Linked DNA regions of Homo sapiens: region 1 is linked to region 2. Evidence: read pairs that join two places in POLR2A ChIA-PET (ENCODE). Cell type or tissue: A673. All regions are shown on one strand.

Region 1 (2,500 bases), 1.1 Mb before region 2:
GTCAGAACACAGAGAAGAGTTTAGTGCAGGTCCATGTCATGACGCAGGAGTTGGGCACCCCTCCTTTCACAGGACCTGGAATGTGTCTGGCCTGATAGCCTTACTTTCTGCCACAGGGAATTTTATACTCTGGAATGCCTGGAATGGCTCAGTGATCTGGGCATAGATGACTTGGAAGTAGCCTAACTGGTTGGGCCTGTTGCCAGAGCCAGACACTGAGAGGAGGAAGACCCACCAGATCAGGGTGTGGGAGCTGAGCAGGCCCCACAGCTCCCTACTGCGCTGAAAACCCCAGGCCACCCCTCTTCCTCTGAGCTGGCTCTGTGGCACAGGAGAGATGCCTCTGCCCTTCCCTGGACGGTTGTCCCAGTGGCCTGAGAGCTGCCCCAGAACTTCACCAAGGTCAGCACCTGTACCTGCCCTAGAGAGCCTGAACCAGCCTGACCCAGCAGTGTCCAGCTTTGCTGCCTCTAGCTGCCTTGGCAGCAGTGTGGGGAGTGACCCCTGAGAGCCACACACCCCACCCATCGCCAGGGACACCCCAGTACTTCCCCTATCAACAAAGGCCAAATACAAATTCCACTACCAGTTGGGCACAGTGGCTCACGCCTGTAATCCCAGCACTTTGGGAGGCCAAGGTGAGTGGATCACCTGAGGTCAGAAGTTCAAGACCAGCCTGACCAATATGGTGAAACTCCATCTCTACCAAAAATACAAAAATTAGCCAGGCATGTTGGTAGGTGCCTGTAATCCCAGCTACTCTGGAAGATGAGGCAGGAGAATTGCTTGAACCCAGGAGGCAGAGGTTGAGGTTGCAGCGAGCCGAGATCACACCACTGCACTCCAGCCTGGGTGACAGAGCAAGACTCTGCCTCAAAAAAAAAAAAAAAAAAAAAAAAAAAGCCATTACCATCACTGTAACTTCATCTTGCCTACAAGCACCATCTATTGGCTGGGAGGTCAAACCGTACTGTCCATCACAACTTCTGACATTAGTGTACGTGTACGACAGCCAGTTGTCACTCACAAGCACCACCTACTGGCATGCATGGTGAACTGCCCAACCCAATGTAATTCCTGCTGACAGAGGTGCTGGAGAACAAAATATGGCTCTCTCTATCTTTATTGGAAACAGTGAACCTGATCACACATACAGCACACTGCTACTACAACCTACAAACAACTAGCATTAGAGAAAACCACTACACTATCTATAACCAACTAATTCAAACAGAGATTTGGCCACATGAAACTACATTAAAAAAAAAGCCAGCATAGGCAACAGTCACACTCTCAAGGAGAGAAGAAAAAAACTCACCCAAATGAAAGTAAATTCAAATGTAAAAAGTGACAGTTTCTACAGATAAGAAGCAACCAGCACAAGAACTCCAGCACCATGAAGAAACAAAATGCTGTGATACCCCCAAAAGACCACACCAGCTCTCTAGCAATGGGTCCTAACCAAAATGAAAACTTTGAAACGACAGATAAATAATTTAAGGTATGGGTTGTAAGCAAGTTCAGTGAGATCTAAGTGAAAGTTGAAAAATAACACAAAAAGGCATAAAAACAGATCAGGAGTTCCGTTTTATTGAAAACAAACAGTTATGTTTGACTGAAAAACAGAACTTCTGGAAATATAAAATACACTGAAGGAATTTCACAATACAATTGAAAGTTTTAACAAGACTACACCAAGCAGAAGAAAGAATATCAGAGTTTCAACATCTGTCTTTCAAATTAACACAGTTAGACAAAAATAAAGAAAACACAATATTTAAAAGTGAACAAAGACTTTGAGAAATATGGGATTTTGTAAAGTGATCAAACTTACAACTTTTAGGCATTCCTGAGGGAAAAGAAGAAAAAGAGGTTTGGAAAACATATTTGAGGGAATAATTCAGGAAAATTTCCCTGATCTGGCTACAGATGTAGACATCCAGATTTAAGAAATGCGAAGAATATCTGCAAGATACTCTACATGATGAATATCATAAAGCCATGTAGTCATTAGACTATCCAAGGTCAACATGAAAAAGCAAATCTTAAAGGCAGCTAGACAGAAGCATCAAATCACTTACAAAGGAAATCCCATCAGACTAACAGCAGGCTTTTCAGCACAAACCTTACAAATCAGAAAAGATTGGTGGCCTATCTTTAAGCTCTTAAAAGAGAAAAAATTGCTAGTCAAGAATTTTATATCCTGACAAACTAAGATTCATAAATGAAGAAGAAATGAAGTATTTCCCAAAAGAACAAATGCTAAGGGATTTCTCACCACTAGACAGGTCCTACAAGAAATGGTCAATGGAGTCCTAAACATGGAAATGAAAAGGTGATACTTGCCATAATAAAGGCACACATAAGTAGAAAGTCCACAGATCCCATAAAGTAATTACACAGTTTAGACCCCAAAGCAACTAGCTAACAAAACTATGACCAGGAGAAAAAAAAAACCTCACATATCAATACTAACCTTGAGCATAAATGGCCTATATAC
Region 2 (2,500 bases):
TCTTGTAACCTATAGGAGAAATATGGCTTCATTATGGCTGTAATTACTATGGCTTTAACGATTTGGCCTTGGCATTCCTGCCTTTGGATTTTATCCTCTCTGTTTAACTCCAGCACACTATTTTAATGGTCCAGGCAGGAAATTAAGCCCCTCCTCCCAATGCTTTGTTTATGTAGATTCAACTAAAGAAAAGGCTTGGTTTCTTCTGACTTCTTTCCCAGAACAACAACCATCTTGCTATTCATCAGTATTTATATTCAGATAACGAGCTGGAGTTGAAGTTACCGAGGGAAAGTATAAAGGAAGCTGCAAAATAGGACTGCCCAGAAATGCGCAAACAACTCCGATGAAGCAAGCCTGAAAGCATTAAAGGAAGAGCACCAAAAAGTGACTGGCCACATGCACGTGTTTCGTTCATTTCAATCTTGGCAGAGTCACATTCAGCAGTTAGGTTATACGCTTTACCTTCCAAGGGCTTTAGAAACAGTAAGCTATTAATCTCTTTAAGCTGTTTTCAATAATAATCTATTTTATCAGGTTTTGTCATTAAAAAGGCAGTTGAGCAGAAGCGTTTCAAAGATAGGATCAATGTAGGGTCTAAGAAGAGGGCTTATATTTATATTTAAAAGAGTAAAAAACATAGGAATTTACTTCTACTCCACTAAAATTAGATTTTCATAAATTATAACAGTGACACTACTGTGGAATTAACATAGGAAAATAAGACTGTTTCTCCTCACATGCAATGGTGATACACACACACACGCACAAACACACATACAAGACATCATAGACATGTGTAACTATTGGTTTCTCCCACTTTTTTTAAATACATATGAAAATCTGTACTATTTAAGTCAGTCAGTCAAAGGATTACTATTACATTTATTTTAAGTGTTATTTGTCTTCTACAAGACTTTTCAGAAGCACATTTTCTGGATATTGTCAGTGACTTATTTTTAAATTGTGCTTTGCAGAGACTCATTCCCAAAAAGAACCGCTAAGAATATTCACCATATGAACTAAATGCTTATTTCCCTAAGGGGAAATATCTATGGCTGTTTACTGAAATGTCTTGCTAGCTCTAGTAAAATGTTAAATTCATTAAAACTAAAATTTCAAATCTTTGAAATAACAAGCAAACATAAGCATGAACCCTCTCTATTCCTCTCTATTCCATGGTACTTATATATCATTAAATGTGAACAGAAAGATAAAGTCGCTTAATACTTATTATTTTTTAGCCATATCTAATGAGGGCCTATGGCTTTTTTTTTTCATTATGTTGTGGTCTGCTCACTGATCACTCACTTCCAGCTTTAACTATTTTCTATATGAAGCAAACAGTTGGTTTTCAATCATTAACACCAAAGACTGCCTGAAACACTCTTCATTAATGAATCTCAAAACATTTTATCATTTCATTATGTCTAACCGCATGTTTATTGGGAAGAATTCAAGCATTAGTCCGATTTAGTCTGCAGTTTACTCTTGGTAACACAGGCAAATGGTAAGATGAGAATTGAAATTCACTTCTGACGAATCTCTCACAATGGCCCGTTATTTCAATCAACCTGTATCTAATAACACTGACATCACTTAATGCAAATCTGTCATATCCATGAATAACAACATAAAATTATGGATGTAAAGAAAGATAAAAGAAGTTAAAGCAGGGCAGGGCACGGTGGCTCACGCCTGTAATCCCAGCACTTTGGGAGGCTGAGGCGGGCGGATCACGAGGTCAGGAGATCGAGACCATCCTGGCTAACAGGGTGAAATCCCGTCTCTACTAAAAATACAAAAAAATTAGCCCGGCGTAGTGGCAGGCACCTGTAGTCCCGACTACTCAGGAGGCTGCGGCAGGAGAATGGCGTGAACCTGGAAGGCGGAGCTTGCAGTGAGCGGAAATCACGCCACTGCACTCCAGCCTGGGCGACAGAGCGAGGCTCCGTCTCAAGAAAAAAAAAAAAGAAGTTAAGGCAAAAAGTATGATTCCTTGCTATTGTATTATGAATATGAAGCCATATATGTATATATGGTCCTTCTTCCTTCCTCTTTCTAACCACCTACAAACAAAACTATATATTGCCACAAGCCTCCTTTTATTAAGAGAAGTCCTAGAAAAATGCAGATTATTTCTCACCAAGGAAATTAGCTAGTGACATGTAAGAAAAATTGTATTCAATCCTTCCTAGTTCCACTGAATCGACTTGACTAGGCTAATACAGTCTTATGAGACGGACTGGCTTCAATGTAAAGCCTAATAGAATTAAATATAAATGCCTTCCTGAGGGAATTAAATCAACGGACTATGAAGCAACTTCTTGATTTTTCTCTGATAGCTTGTCACCCTCACCAGCAGTAGCACATTGCTACTGTCTTTCTCTCCACCCCGCCGCCACTTCTCCCTACTTTGTCTTTTTGAGAGTATACATATAAATACACTTGCATTTACAGAGCTCTATATATTCCACAAACTTTAAAACAACTCAGTTTT

The links. Peaks named below come from ENCODE experiments on the same cell type or tissue, not always from the same donor. Only the 100,000 strongest peaks of a DNase experiment are listed, where the experiment ranks them.
Region 1: POLR2A ChIA-PET joins it to region 2 with 9 read pairs; 1 of 35 experiments calls an interaction of 5 or more read pairs at or near these places.

The regions. Positions count from the first base shown.
Region 1 is chr12:43,675,365-43,677,864 of GRCh38, forward strand. No RefSeq gene overlaps it. Among named protein-coding and RNA genes, the nearest start is that of PUS7L, 82 kb to the right of the region's middle. In A673, a CTCF peak has its summit at 1,068 (motif pointing left); a DNase peak (open chromatin) is centred at 1,027.
Region 2 is chr12:44,771,518-44,774,017 of GRCh38, forward strand. The region is part of intron 9 of NELL2 (neural EGFL like 2); the gene reads right to left. Among named protein-coding and RNA genes, the nearest start is that of NELL2, 100 kb to the right of the region's middle. In A673, no CTCF peak of the experiment used is centred here; no DNase peak of the experiment used is centred here; H3K27ac peaks cover 1,245 bases.